Linked DNA regions of Homo sapiens: region 1 is linked to region 2. Evidence: chromatin loops called from intact Hi-C (ENCODE). Cell type or tissue: tibial artery. All regions are shown on one strand.

The links. A loop is a pair of places that touch in the nucleus more often than their neighbours do. Peaks named below come from ENCODE experiments on the same cell type or tissue, not always from the same donor. Only the 100,000 strongest peaks of a DNase experiment are listed, where the experiment ranks them.
Region 1: it touches region 2 in a loop (6-fold over the local background); 3 of 110 quality-filtered maps call a loop at or near these places.

The regions. Positions count from the first base shown.
Region 1 is chr7:44,062,160-44,070,159 of GRCh38, reverse strand. DBNL (drebrin like) reads right to left here. Exons shown (of 13, transcript NM_001014436.3): 13 at 704-8,000. It overlaps PGAM2 (phosphoglycerate mutase 2), which reads left to right and starts at 4,593. Exons shown (of 3, transcript NM_000290.4): 1 at 4,593-5,044; 2 at 5,148-5,328; 3 at 7,230-7,433. The coding sequence starts at 4,631. The coding sequence ends at 7,396. RefSeq lists enhancers at 1,907-1,976, 4,827-4,896, 4,957-5,006, 5,197-5,256, 5,901-6,010 and a silencer at 3,577-3,646. In tibial artery, no CTCF peak of the experiment used is centred here; DNase peaks (open chromatin) are centred at 4,519, 6,159 and 7,189; H3K4me3 peaks cover 1,274 bases; H3K27ac peaks cover 4,375 bases.
Region 2 is chr7:44,493,273-44,501,272 of GRCh38, reverse strand. No RefSeq gene overlaps it. Among named protein-coding and RNA genes, the nearest start is that of NUDCD3, 6.6 kb to the right of the region's middle. In tibial artery, no CTCF peak of the experiment used is centred here; no DNase peak of the experiment used is centred here.

The sequences.
Region 1 (8,000 bases), 430 kb after region 2:
CTCATAAGAGGTTGGTCTGTAGTTTCCTTAGGTTGTTTGTCTGGGTTTGGTATCAGGGTAATACTGCCCTCAGAGAATGAGTTGTTACCTTTTACTTCAACCTACTTGTATCCTGTTATATTTAATGTGAGTTACTTAAAGACAGCATATAATTAGGTTTTTATAATCCAAACTGATAATATGTCGAATTGGCGTGATGAGGCCATTTATGTTTAATGCAACTATTGAAATGTTTGGCTTTAGATCTACCATTATGTTGTTTTCTGTTTGTTCCCTGTTTTCCATTGCTGTTTCTTCTTTCCTTTTTTCCTTCCCTCCTATCTCTCCTTCTCCCTATACACACACACACACACCCCCAACACACACACATAGTGGTTGTTCTAGGGGTTCTAATACACATAGTTTTTTTGTGTTTTTTTTTTTTTTTTTTTTGGAGATGGAGTTTCGCTCTTGTCGCTCAGGTTGGAGTGCAATGGCACAATCTGGCTCACTGCAACCTCCGCCTCCCGATTTCAAACAATTCTCCTGCCTCAGCCTCCCGAGTAGCTGGGATTACAGGCATGCACCACCACACCTGGCTAATTTTGTATTTTTAATAGAGACAGGGTTTTGCCATGTTGGTCAGGCTAGTCCCGAACTCCTGACTTTAGGTGATCCACCCACCTTGGCCTCCCAAAATGCTGGGATTACAGGCATGAGCCACCCTGCCCGGCCAAATACACATACTCTTACAGTCAATTTAGATTAATGTTTTGCCATTTCAAGTAGCATGTAGAAACCTCACTACCATCTAGGTCCCTTCACCCTTCTCCCCTCATGTTCTAGTTGTCTTACATCTGTATACACTGAAGCCTCCATCAGACAGTATCATGACTTAATTCAACCATCACATAACTCTTAAAGAAGTAAAGAATAGTTTCATATTTATGTGGACTTTTGCCATTTATGATGTTCTTCCTGCATTCCCAAAGTTTTGAATTGCCCCCAGTAATCTCTTCTGTCTGAAGAACTTGGTTTAACATTTTTTTAAAGCAGATTCTTTGGTTATGAATTTCCTCAGCTTGCCTTCATTTGAGAATGTCTTTATTTCATTCTTTTATTCCAGTAAAATAGAAATTTTTACTGGATATAGAATTCTTGGGTGACAGTTATTTCAAAACTAAAAATGTTCCACTTCTTTCTGGCCTCTATAGTTTCTGGTGAAGATCCAGTCTTTCAAAGAATTGTTCACCTGAATGAAATGTATCGTTTTTCTCTGGCTGATCTTATTTTTCTTGGTCTTTAGTTTTCAGAAGTTTCTTTATGATGTGTCTAAGCTTGGACTTTTGTTGTTAATTTATCCAGTTGTGTGGTTCACTGAGCTTCTTGGTTTGTAAGTTTATATCTTTTTCCAAACTATCATCTAATTTATGGACTCCATGCTTTGTCATTTCCATTCTGTTTAAGAATATTCACCAATACTTTCTGAAGGCTGGTTATAAATAGCTGCTTTGAAGTCTGTATCTGATCATTCCAATAGTTGAATCATCTCAGGATGGGCATGTATTGATCATCTTCTTTTCTCCCATGTTAAGATTTTCCTGGTTTTCATACACTGGGTTATTTTGGATAACCTGGATATTTTAAATATTATGTTGAGACTCTGGACCTTGTTTAAATCCTAAGCAGAATGTTGACTGTTTAAAGTGTTTGCACTACTAGTCATATTAGTCCTGTATCTACACCGGTCAGTCTGGGACCTGCAATGTGCATCTAGGGTCAGCCCTGTGCGCAGCTTGGCAGCAAGCCAATGACTTCACATATCACTTTATCGGATCACTCACTTCATCTCTCCCTTCTCTGTACTCTCCCTGAAACACAACAGCTCCCTGCAACATCCCTACCAAGACCTCCAGCCACAAATCTGGGGCTCTTTCCCTACCTACCCTGCTGCATACTCCCTGAAACTGCATCCAGGGCCCAGCGCAGGGGGGCAGAAAGGAGCTGCAGAAGGTGGTTGCCCCATGCTTTTGGGGCCATGGCTCCTCTAGACAGAGGGTAGCGTTACCCTCTCAGGTTTCAAGTGCGTACCCAGCTCACACTACCGTCACTGTGCCACCACTGCCACCTCCATGTTACTGCCCAGGAGCTGGGGTAGAGAAGAAAAGAAAAATTGGAGGGATTCCCCCAACTCACTGACTTCGAGGGGCTTCACATCCCACTCCTCTGATTCTTCCTGGAGCTCTTTCTGTTGGTGCACTTGAGGTTTCAAGCCGCCTGTGTGTCCAGGCTAGGCAATACTTGTTACCTCACCACTTCTCTGCGGAACTTTGAATCTGATCTCCTTTTCTTATCTGTCTACTGACAGCTGCTCCTGCATCTGTCCAGGATTGGTGGCTGTCAGTGGGAGAGACATGGGAAGATGCTCCCTCCACCTTCCTGGGACCACCTTGTTGACTCAGCAGCCTTCCTCGCCGCCCACCATGCTATGCCTTCCTGGATGGAGGCCCTGAGGGTGGCTTTTGGTTTTCCTACCCCTGTACCCCTCCAAGAAAGCTCTGGCACACTGCAGAGGCCAGCAACTACTTGTCAAATGAATCAAAGGAAAGTCAAGCCGGAGCCAAGGGTCAGAAGCAGGGGCTTGCTTCCCCGAAGTCCAGCCCTTCTTTGGGCTCCCCTTTCCTTTTTGACACCTCCTGCTTGGTTGGCAGTGAGGTCTCCCAGGTCTGGGGGATCCTTGCCACTGCTTCTGCACCCAGCCCTGGCTAAGCGGCCTTGTTCTCATCAAAGCTGCCGAGACCTGCAGGGTACTCAGCTTCTACTTCCACTCCTACACAGCTGCAAGTGACTTGAAAATATGACCATGCTTCAAAGTCTCCAGTGATTCCCACTGTGTTGGGACACAAAGCCCACCTCTCTGCCATGTGCCCCTGATGGTCGCTGCCCCAGCTTGTTTGCTTTCTGTAGGGCTTGGGTCTTTGCCAACCCCTCTACCTGAATTGCTCTCCCTGTAGGACTCATCATAGCTGAGGCCTTTGCACTCCGCTCTTTCCACTCACATGTCACCTCAGGGCTGTCCCCGGCCTCTCCTTTCCCATCTCTCCCAGTACATTATGGTCCTTCCTTCCTAGCATCTGGTGCTATCTACGGTAGGCATGTTTAGCTGCTGGTACGATCCCTCCTCCACTGAAATATGGGCTTCATGTCTGGCCCCTGTGGGACTGCCAGAGCCTGGTCCTCAGTCATGTTTAGTTGGGCTAGTGAATCAACTCTTGGTCAAAGGGACAAAAGCAGATGAGGAGATGTGGCTTCAATCAGGATCAGTGTGGAACAGTGAGACCTGCGCATGGCACTGCTAGGAGGGATGGGTTCCACCTGCCAGCCTTGGGGGTCCTGGCAGCCGACAGGACTTTGCCCACTGGGACTTGTCTGCCAACCTTTGGGTACAGAGCCTTAGCTTCACAGGCCCCAAGCCAGGAGCCCCTCCCCAGGTAGGCCAGCAGGGATGGAGGGAGGCCTGTCGAGGGTTTCTTGCACACTCAGATCCAAGTCTCAGAGTGGTGGTCCCTCTGCTGGCCTCTCACCTACCCGCTCCTGTTATCAGAAGTGTCGCAGGTGACAGTGTGGTCACTGGGGTGGGAGGAAATGGGAGGCCCTGGATGGGGCCCATGCCCAAGGGTCTGGCCATGGCCCCTTCATTAGGGCCCCAATTGTGACTTTATTGCTCATAGTCTCTTCCCTGCCTTGGTGGCTCTCATCCCCCAAACCTGAATGCAGAAGTCTTGGTCCTAGACTCAACTCCGTGCCACCCTTCAGCCTACGTTGTGGGTTCCTGCTAAGCTGAGCATTTACCTAACAATCAAGACTTCTGACAGTCCTCAGTCCTGCCCCCAAACCCCCTTGGATTTCTCTTTTTCAAGGTGGTTTCGGCTAGGAGAGTGAGCGTGGCTTGGGTGAGGGCAGATAGGGTGGGAGCATGGGGCATGTATGGATGAGACCTTGACAAAGGGACCCCGGAGGAAAGACAGGGGCCCTTTCCCCCTTTGTCCTGGAAACCCGGCTCAGCCCCAGCCCTTGCCCATTCTGCTGCTGCTGCCTGGTACCTTCCACAAGGCCAGACTCCTCTCCACAAAGCTGTGGTCTGCACCAGCTCCTCTGGCTCTCCTCCTCTGCCTGCTGAGGGCCGCCTCCTAGCCTGGCTGCCAATCACAGGAGAAAGGGGTTGGGATTTTGTTTGTGCCTCTGTCTGAGCAGAGAATGGCTGATAGGCCACTGAGCGTTGCCCTGGAGAGCCCCTCTGTCCCTGCTATCCCCATCTCCCCTGGCCCAGACTTCTGCCCTTCACGCCCATCCCTGACCAGCAGCCCCACTCAGTCTGGGCTCTGGGTGCCAGCTGGTTATAGACATGCCACCTGAACCCAGGCCAGGAGCTGGTGGATGCGTGGGGCTATTTTAAGCACAGCCTCTTGGCCTGCACACTCCCCTGGCCCCCAGCCCCCAGCAGCTCAGCTACTGGTCACCTGCCACCGCCTGGAATGCTGATTGGCAGTTGGCTGGGGTGGGTGGGGGCTGGGAAGACACTATTATAAAGCTGGGAGTGTTGGGAAGCAGCCGTCCCCGTCCAGAGTCCTCTGTGGTCCCTGCTGCCACCATGGCCACTCACCGCCTCGTGATGGTCCGGCACGGCGAGAGCACATGGAACCAGGAGAACCGTTTCTGTGGCTGGTTCGATGCAGAGCTGAGTGAAAAGGGGACCGAGGAGGCCAAGCGGGGAGCCAAGGCCATCAAGGATGCCAAGATGGAGTTTGACATCTGCTACACGTCAGTGCTGAAGCGGGCCATCCGCACCCTCTGGGCCATCCTGGACGGCACGGACCAGATGTGGCTGCCTGTGGTGCGCACTTGGCGCCTCAATGAGCGGCATTACGGGGGCCTCACAGGCCTCAACAAGGCAGAAACGGCCGCCAAGCACGGGGAGGAGCAGGTGAAGATCTGGAGGCGCTCCTTCGACATCCCGCCGCCCCCGATGGACGAGAAGCACCCCTACTACAACTCCATTAGCAAGGTGGGCTGCCTTTGCTGGGAAGGCCTCTGGGAAGCTGCAGAGTGGGGAGTCGGGTGGGGGCCCACTGGCTTGGGAGGGAAAGCAGCGTGCCTGTGTCCCCCAGGAGCGTCGGTACGCAGGCCTGAAGCCCGGGGAACTCCCCACCTGCGAGAGCCTCAAGGACACCATTGCCCGGGCCCTGCCCTTCTGGAACGAGGAGATTGTTCCCCAGATCAAGGCCGGCAAGCGAGTGCTCATTGCAGCCCACGGGAACAGCCTGCGGGGCATTGTCAAGCACCTGGAAGGTGAGGCCACCTTCAGGAGCCTGGGCAGGGTGGGTGGGCAGCAGCCCCAGCTGGCTTCTCATCTCAGCAAAGTCTCTCGCCCATGGACCAGGCTTTCTAGGCGTGGGGCTCCACATCATTCACTGAAAAAGGAGGGCTGAGAAGCCATTTTTTAGTTTTGTGAAATTTTCCCCATTTCTGTGTAACTGGGACACACTCCACAGGGGCTGACTGCACTCGAAGCTCGCTGTGTCCCGAGGTGGGGCAGGCTCCAAAGGTGGCATCTGCCAAGGGACACCCAGCTAGGAAACGGAAGGGCTGGGCTTAGAGCATCTGGCTCCAAATCCCAACTTACTGTGGGGCCCTGGACAAGCCACCTCCATCTCTGGGCCTCTCCCTTTTCCGGGGTGGTGGGGAGCTCCCCCTGGTACTGAATTCCTCTTGATGTAGGCTTGGACCCCTCGCAGGGCCCTCCCCCATCAGGTCCTCAGAATCCCTGCATGAGCTTCACCACCTATCTCCCTCTGGAGCCCCTCTCTGGGCAAAGGAAAGACCAATCAAAAGAGGGGTGCAGGACTATGGAGTGGCCAGACTCTGGGCTTGCAGCTGGGCTCCCACTGAAGAGCAAGGGCTGACAAATGGGCCCGGGATGCATGGGCGCAGTAAGGCCTCGCCCAGAGTGACTGGCACCTCCGCTCCGCCTCCCACCTTAGTATTCTGACACAAGGGCAGTCTAAATTAGCATCTGAATGACCTTAAAGCTTGTTGAGTCCTGGAAAGGCTAGAAGGGTGTGCCCCAGACCTCCTGCTCCTAGGGCCGTTGGGCAGTTGGCCAGAGCACCCAGACCGGCAGGCCCCGGAGACCCAGCCAGCCCCAAGCCTGCCCGCTCCAAACACGGACACCTGGCACCTGGCACTGGGGCCAGGCAGAGGGAAGGACCACCTGCCTCCTCTCCCTTCCGGAGACTTCATGCAGCCCCATGACCCTCCCACAGCCTGGTTTGGGGAAAGGGGACGCACTTTTGGTGGTGAATATGAGGGATTTCACTCTGACTCCCCAGAGAACATTTTCTTAAACCCTCCTGCACGGAGCAGGGGTGGAGTGGCGCGAACATCAAAGGTCGAGCTGCTATTCCCAGCTCAGGGGCTGCAGGAGGCAGGCAGGGTCAGGTTTCGACCAGGCTCGGCCTCCCTGTCCCTCCTCCAGCTCCATTCCGCACTTGCTCCTCTGTTCAGGATGTCTAGAATTTAGAGCACTTTAGAAACCAAAGGGTGCTGGGCACGGTGGCTCACTCCTGTAATCCCAGCACTTTGGGAGGCTGAGGCAGGCAGATCACCTGAGGTCAGGAGTTTGAGACCAGCCTGACCAACATGGTAAAACCCGTTTCTACTAAAAATACAAAATTAGCCGGGTGTGGTGGCGCTCACCTGTAATCCCAGCTACTTGGGAGGCTGAGGCAGAATCACTTCAACCCAGGAGATGGAGGTTGCAGTGAGCCAAGATCGTGCCACTGCACTCCAGCCTGGGCAAGAGGAGTAAAACTCCATCTCAAAAAAAAGAAAAAGAAAAAGAAAAGAAAAAAAAAAAACAAAGGGTGAGTGTCCCTTCCTGACCCTCAACTTCAGTCTGGCTGGAGTCACACTGGGCTGAGGGAACTATGGACAGCACCACCACAGATCACAGCCACTTGGGTGGGGCTGAAGTCCCCATTTTTTTCACCACTGGGCTATTTCTGTAGGCTGCTTGGTCTAACTCAGTTACTCCTTGACCTTTGGCAACATTTCTGTGGCCTCGTTCTCAGGGCTGGGAAGGAATTGGTGCCAGGGGAACTGGCTCTGTGGACCATAAAGGTCACATAGTGTCTGCTGTGTAAACAGGCTGGGGACAGAGGGGCTAAGGACACCTATTCCTTCCGGCATAGGGATGTCAGACCAGGCGATCATGGAGCTGAACCTGCCCACGGGGATCCCCATTGTGTATGAGCTGAACAAGGAGCTGAAGCCCACCAAGCCCATGCAGTTCCTGGGTGATGAGGAAACGGTGCGGAAGGCCATGGAGGCTGTGGCTGCCCAGGGCAAGGCCAAGTGAGGGGTGGGCTTGGGCAATAAAGGCACCTCCCCCAACAGCCTGGAGTCCAGCGCAGCCGTGCATGCCAGGCTCACACCGCCATCAGCTGTGGGGACTCCAGAACCAGGGGTGCAGCCACCCACCCTCCCCCACTCCATACGTGTGTCACCAGGGGCAGGAGCCTAGTACCCACACCTAGTCATCAGGACACTGAGCCAGGGCTGCAACCACTCCATGAGTTTGCAGTCAGGACAAGCCTGTGGTGACCCTGAAGCTTCAGAGCCACTTAGTAACCATGCTCCAGAATTGGCGTGCTTGGGGCCAGTTAGAAGAGGCCAAGTGACCCAGCTCTCCCCATGGGGAGCAAGGACCACAGCCCAGGACACGGCTTCCTGGACAGCTTCCTGCAGAGGGCAGGTGGTCCTCTGCTGTCCTTGCAACCCCCGGGTGGCACTTTGAGCCCTGCCTCTTGGGTTGGGACAGGCAAGCCCACAGGGGGCCTCAAAGCTGGCAACAGCCCAAACCTGGGTCTTCCATGGGAGTGGAGGGGAAGTTCCCTCTTCATGGGAGAGGCACCAGGAAGCCCTGGCGAAAAGGGGAGAGGCCTGAGCACAGGAAGGCCAGG
Region 2 (8,000 bases):
CTCCTTAAATCCCCACACACTTATGACAGAATAATTGTAAGACAAAGAAAAGTACAGTTAAGAAAACAAAAAACAAAAATTACTTATATCTGTAACCCAGAGATAACCACTGTGTGTGTGTGTGTACAATCTTTTTAGCCTTTCAAAATATACATTCTGTCACATATAGTTAACATTTTATTTTGATTGGTTTAAACATAGTATACCTTTTGCCACTTAGTTTAGTTTTTTTTTTTTTTTTTTTTCTTGAAGACTGGGCCTTGCTATTTTGCCCAGGTTGTCTTGAACTCCTGGCCTCAAATGAACCTCTTGCCTTGGCCTCCCAAAGTGCTGGGATTACAAGTGTGAACCACTGTGCCCAGCCTAGTTTTAATGTATTTCACTTTACATTTAAAGTGGGTTTCATTTAAGCAGCATACAGTTGGGTCTTGCTTTTTTAGTCAATCAGAAAATCTCTTCCTTCTAATTGAAATGTTTATTGACATTTAATGTTACTGTTATTTTAAATATATTTTCCATATTCAGAAGCAGCGCTGTCATAATCTGGCTTCCATTAAAAAAAAGTTTTCAGGTATTTCTTTGCTTTGACAAGGTGCTCCAGTCCCTTGTTTGTCTTCTGGGCCACCATCTCCACAGTCCAGTCTCTGATGTGGAGGGAGAGAGTGCCTTTTCCTTTTGACCCCAAAAGAGCTTTTCTGAGTAGGCTATGATTATCAATATAGCTTTAAATCTGTAATTGGGTTATTGTTCTGCTTTTTCTGCCTGCTTTTGAATTTATTGAGTAGTTTGTATGATTCTACTTTATAACCTTTGTTGGCTTATGTGACCACTCTGTTTTTTTAATTTTTATTTTTAGAGCTTTCTTTACAGTTTATAGATAATCTCTAACTTACCACAGTCTATCTTCAAATAAATTATATAACTTCACATGCAGTATAAAAATCTTACAACTGTATCCTCTCACTTCGTCCCTCTTGGCCTCTGTATTATGGTTATAATACACTTTACTTCTACACATTATAAACCTTAGGATGTCATGTTACTAATTCTTTTGCTTTAAGCAGTCAAGTATATTTTAAAGAGATTTTCAAATTAATAAAAATAGTATTTTATATTTGCTCGCTTAAAAAAACTTTCCAGTGCTCTTTATTTCTTTGTGTAGATCAGAATTTTCATCTGATGTAATTTTCCTTCTCCCTGAAAGACATTTAACTTTTTTTTTCTGTAGTTCAGGTCTACTAGTGATGACTTATTTCAACTTTTGTATGTCTGAGAAAGTCTATTTTTCATTCATTTTGGTAATATATTTTTGCTCAGGGCAGAATTCTAGGTTGACATTTTCTTTAAACATTTTACAGATGTTTCTACATTATCTTTTGACTCACATTGGTTTGAGAGGTCTGCCGTTATTCTTATATAATCCTGTGTACATAATTTACCTTTTTTCTCTGGCTACTTATAAGATTTATCTTTATCAGTGCTTTTAAGCAATTTGACTATTATGTTCCTTGGTGTAGTTTTATTTATGTTTCTTATTATTGGGGGTTCACTGAGCATCTTGGCTCATGGGTTTTTAGTTTTAATAAATTTGGAAAATGTTCAGCCACTGATTCTTCAAATATTTTTTCTGTTCCCCACCCTAGCCTTTAGGAACTCAACTACATGTAAATTAGACAAGATGAAGTTGTCCCACAACTCACTGATGCTCTATTTTTTTTTAAGTCTTTTTTTCTCTCTTTTTCAATTTAGGTGGTTTCTATTGCTATTTTTTCAAGTTCAATAATATTTTATCTATTTCTTTCTCCCTCCCTCCCTCCCTCCCTTCCTTCCTTCCTTCCTTTCTTTTTTTTGAGATGGAGTTTTGCTCTTATTGCCCAGGCTGGAGTGCAATGGCACGATCTCAGCTCACTGCAACCTCTGCCTCAGGTTCAAGCGATTCTCCTGCCTCTGCCTCCTGGATAGCTGGTACTAGAGGGATGTGCCACCACGTGTGGCTAATTTTTGTATTTTTAGTAGAGACGGGGTTTCACCATGTTGGTCAGGCTGGTCTTTAACTCCTGACCTCAAATGATCCACCCACCTTGGCCTCCCAAAGTGGTTGGATTACAGCTGTGAGCCACCGCTCCTGGCTGTACTTCTAATCTGTGGTACATCTCATTTGGTGTATTTTTCAGGTAATACATCATATTTTCACTCCTAAATAATTGATTTCTTTTTTTTTATGTCTTCTCTTTAGTTAACATGCTTGCTATGGTTGAAATGTGTCTCCCAAATTCATGTGCTGGAAATGTAATCCCCGATGAAACAATGTTGGGAGCTAGGGCCTAATAAAAGGTGATTGGATCATGTGGGTAGAGCCCTCACGAATGAATTAATGTTGTTATTACTACAGTGAGTTAGTTACCACAAAAGTGGGTTGTTATAAAGTCAGGCTGGCCCCTGGTGCCTCTATCTTGTGTACTCACTTGCCCTTCTGCCTTTTGCTTTCTGCCAAGGGATGACTAAACAAGAAGGCCCTCAACAGATGCTGGCATCAAGTTCCTGAACTTTCCAGCCTCCAGAACCATGAGCTAAATAAACGCCTGTTATTTATAGATTACCTGGTCTGTGGTATTGTTATGGCAGCAGAAAACGGACTATGATAGAAAATTGGCACTGAGAAGTGGGTCTGTTGCTATAACAAATATCTGAAAATGTAAAAGTAGCTTTGGAACTGGGTAATGGGTAGAGACTGGAAGAACTTTGAGGAGCATGCTAGAAAGAGTCTGGTATAATGCCATAAATGGAACATTAAGGGTGAGGTCTCAGAAGAGAAGAGATACAGGGAAAGTCAGAATCTTCTTAAAGATTACTTCAGTGGTCATGACTGTTGACAGAGATATGGACACAGTCTCTGATGTGGACAGTAAATGGCCTTTACTGTCTATATTTCTACGAACATTAATAGTAAATGGCCTTTACTGTCTATATCTCTACCACCATTAACAGTAAATGGCCTTTACTGGCTATATTTTCTACCAACATTATATTTAATATTGGTAGAGGCCATTCTGATGAGGTCTCAGATGGAAATGAGAAACAAGGTATTGGAAAATTGAATAAAGAGCATCTTTGTTATAAAGTAGTAATAGTGGAACTGTGTCCATGCCTGAGAGCTTCATGGAAAGTGGAATTTGAATGACAAACTAGGATATCTGGTGGAAGAAATACCTAAGCAGTTAAGCATTCAGACTGCTGCATGGCTATTTTAAATCACATATAGTGAGATACAAGAACAAAGGAATGACTTAAAGACAGAATTTATAATTTAAAAAGAAGCAGAGTGAAAGATTTGGAAAATTTATAGCCTGGCCATGTAAAGTATAAAAAGGTACATTTAGGAGAGTGAACTCAGGGTGTGGCCCAGAGACTGCTTGCTGAAGAGATTAGCATGAATAGAAAGGAGCCAGATGCTATTCACCAGTAAGCCTTGGCAATGTCTACATGGTGCTAACTCTGCAGGGATGGGTGCATAGGTGGTGGGGTCACAGTAGCTTCCACTTGGTTTTCAAAAGATATATCAAACAGCTTGAGGCCCAGGAAGAGACTTATTGCAGGGGAAGAGCCACCATAGAGAGTCCCTACTAAGGCAATGCTTAGCAGGAATGTGTGGTCAGAGTTGTTACAGAGAGTTCCCACCAAGGCGATACCTAGTAGAGCCCAGAACTGTAGACCTACCCTTGTGTAACCCCAGCCTGGGAGAGCTGCAGTCATGAGACTCCAAACCAAGAGAAAGCCATGGAGACCTGGCTGCCTGAGGCCTTGGAGGCCCAATCCCCAAACCAGTGTGCCCAGGAACATTACTGGAGAAACAGCTAAAAGCATCTGCCCTCCTGAACCCCATGTGAGAGTCTCAGCTGGGCCAGAAGGGGCCCAGCCCTACACTATCTCCTCTTACTCAGTTTTATGTCTGACCTCTAGAGCTCAGGCAGGCACTTTGCCCTAACATGTCCACTTACTTTTTAGGGGAGGGAACAGGATTGTGGATGATTATCACTTTTTAAAATACATTTTTGGCCAGCGCAGTAGCTCACGCCTGTAATCCTAGCACTTTGGGAGGCCGAGGCGGGCAGATTGCCTGAGCTGGGAGTTTGAGACCAGCCTGGGCAACACGGTGAAACCTCGTCTCTACTAAAATACAAAAGAAATTAGCCAGGCAAGGCAGCGTGCACCTGTAATCCCAGTTACTCAGGAGGCTGAGGCAGAATTGCTTGAATCTGGGAGGCAGAGGTTGCAGTGAGCCGAAATCGCGCCACTGCACTCCAGCCTGGGCGACAGAGGGAGACTCTGTCTCTAAAAAAAAAATAATAATAAATAAAATACAATTTTTAAGAGTACATTTTAAAATAAGTTTTAGATTTCCAAAATAAATTGCAAAGAGACTACAGAGTTCCTGTATAGCTCACATCCAGTTTACCCTATTATTAACTTATTACATTAGTATGGTTCATTTTTCACAATTAATAAATACTGATAATTACTACTAACTAAAGTGCCTACTTTATTTTGACTTCCTTAATTTTTACCTAATGTCCTTTTTCTGTTCCAGGATCCTACCCAGGACCCCACATGATATTTAGTTGTCAGGTCACCTTAGGCTCTTCTTGGTTGTGACAGTTTCTCAGGCTTTCATTGTTTTTGATGACCTTGACAGTTTTGAGGAGTACTTGTTAGGTATTTTGTAGAATGTTCCTCAAATGGGGCTTGTCCAACATTCTTCCCATGATTAGACTAGGGTTATGGGTTTTTGAGAGGAAGACCACAGAGGTAAGGTGTCATTCATAGCATATTAAAGGTGTATACTATCAAACATGACTTATCATTGTTGATGTTGACCTCGATCACCTGGCTGAGGTCATCCTCGTCAGGTTTCTCCCCTTTCCACGCTCTACCATTAGGAAGAGTCACTACATGTATCCTAGACATAAGAAGTAGGGAGTCATGCTCCACCTCCTTGAGGGCAGACTAGCTACATAAATAACTGGGAATTCTTCTGAACAGAAAATGTGTCTATTTTCTTCCATTTCTTTATTCAGTATGAGAAATATCTCTATATATCATATAGGTATGTATATATCAATATATTTATATGTATATCGGTATGGACTCACAGGTATTTGTTTTATATTTTGGGTTCTAATATAATAATACCTTATTTTGCTGCTCAAATTGTTCCAGCTTTGGCCATTGGAAGCGCTTTCCTTTGTCATACCCCCATCATTGTGTGGTTTTTTTTTTCTTTGCACTTCCTTTACTTTGAGACACCACCCACAAGATGCTCCAGGCGCATCTTGTATATTTTCTGTGCCAGTCCTAGAATCAGCCATTTCTCCAAGAAGCCCTGGTTCCTTCTATTGGAGAATATCAGAAACCAAGATCTGGGTGGAAGGTATGCTCGTTGTTACTGAAGCATTGTTGCTTCTAGACCTTCTCAGCTGAGAGCAAGTAAATACATGTATGTACACTCACCTGCATATATACACATTTCTGTAAACAGTTCTACACATAGCCATCTGTATCTATAAGGATGAATTTCTAACTCTGATCTATTACCACATGGATCATTCTAGCCTCCTTCCCCGCTTATTTATAACTCTCTCACTCCACCAGTGAGAAACCTGGATCCCACCACCCTCCACCATTTACTTAATTGCTCATTTCCACTATACATATCTAGCGGTTTCAGAATTGATAACCCATACCCCTGTTAGGAATAATTGTATCAACTAGATTTCAGTGTTTATATACAGTTCCTTTTGTCTTTAGTCTTACAGACTCTGCTCATTTCCAAAGTTACTTAGGACAGCATCTCTTTCTATCATCCCTTCAGTGAGGTTGTTTCATACATCTGTGACACAGTTAGATTGTTTTGTCACATTCTGCAACCCATTCTGGGATCCCCCAATCTCCTAAGTGATTTTTTAAAAGACTGCCTATATTAAGGTTTACTCTTGGTGCTATAAATTTCTATGGGTTTTGACAAATGTGTAGTGTCACGTATCTATCATTATTACTACTAATTATTATTATTAATAATTATTACTATTAATTACTAATTATTACTATTAATTACTAATTACTAATTATTGCTATTATTACTAATAATTACTATTAATAATTATTACTATTAATAATTATTACTATCATTATTCTATGATAGTAATTACTATCATATAGAATAATTTTACATCCTAAAAAATTCCCTGTGCATCATTCAACCTTTTTTTCACACGCAGACCCTGACAACCACTGATCTTTTACTGTTTCTACATTTTGCATTTTTCAGAATGTCATATAATTGGGTGGTAGCATTTTTTGAGTGGTTTCTATCTCTTAGCAATACGCATTTAAGATTAAGCCATATCTTTTTATTGATTGACAGCTTATTCCTTCTTACTGCTGAAAACAGTACTTCATTCTATGAATGTACTACCTTTCGTTTATCCAGTACCTGTTGACGGCACCTGGTTGCTTCCCATTTTTGGCAATTTTGAGTAAAGCTGCAATAAACATTTGCATGTAGATTTCTGTATGGACATAGTTTTCAAATAAGCTGGGTAAATACATAAGAGCATGATTGCTGGACTGTGTTATGACATTATGTTTAGCTTTCCATTCAATTTAAAAGATATTTTGGCCGGGCACGGTGGCTCACGCCTGTAATCCCAGCACTTTGGGAGGCTGAGGCGGGTGGATCACAAGGTCAGGAGATCGAGACCATCCTGTGAATGGTGAAACCCCGTCTCTACTAAAAATTCAAAAAATTAGCCGGGTGTGGTGGCGGGCACCTGTAGTCCCAGCTACTCGGGAGGCTGAGGCGGGAGAATGGCGTGAACCCAGGAGGCGGAGCTTGCAGTGAGCCGAGCTGAGACTGTGCCACTACACCCCAGCCTGGGCGACAGAGCGAGACTCTGTTTCAAAAAAAAAAAAAAGATATTTTATTTACTTTTTGAATAGGTAATGCATGTATATGGTATCAAATACAAAAGTAAGTTTTTCTCCTGTTTTATAGTGTTTCCCTCAATTTCCCTTCTCCAGATGCAGCGTCTGTTCCATTTCTTCCTTTAGGTGCTAAAGAAAATTATTCAAAACTTTGAATATAGCAAGAAGATGACTGCATGTGCTTCCAGTTATACTGAGGAATTATATAACAGGCTCACCCGAGATTCATTAATTCTCTAGGGCAGTGATTCTCAGAGTGTAGTATGTGGCCCTGGGGGGCCTCCAAGGTAAAAATAACAATACTATGATGTTATTTGCTTTTTTACCATGTTGACATTTGCAATGATGGTGCAAAAGCAATGGCAGGTAAAACTGCAAGTGTCTCAGCAGGAATCAAGGCAGGCCATTGTCCTAGCTTCCTGCTGTCACAAAGTACCATAGACTGGGTGGCTTAAACAACACATGTTTATTCTCTCACAGTCTTGGAGGCCAGAAATCCAAGACCAAGGTGTTGGTATCTGGTGAGAATTCTCTTCCTAGCTTGAAGCAATCTCACTGTGTCCTCACATGGCCTTTCTTCTGCATGTGTGCAGAGTGAGATCTCTAGTGTCTCCTTCTCCTCTTATGAGGATACCAGTTCCATTGGGTTAAGGTCCCACCCTTATAACCTCATTTAACCTTTAAGTATCTTTTAAAGGCCCTTCTAACCACCAATGTGACTCCAAATATAGTCCCATTGAGGACTGGGGCTTCAACATATGAATCTGGTGGGGGGCAGGCACATTCAGTCCATAACGGCACCAAACTCGACTAGTATGCACTGCCTTACACTTACAGGTTAAAAATGTTCAGTTTCACTTAAGAATGCTCCTGATAGCATTTAATTATTAATTTTATTAAAAGTTGTTTTATTAAAAGTTCTCCACTTGAGAACAAGTCTTTTTAATAGTGCATGATTAAAAGAGAAGTACACATAAGACATGTCTGCCTCATACTGAAGCAAAATGGTTGCACTGATG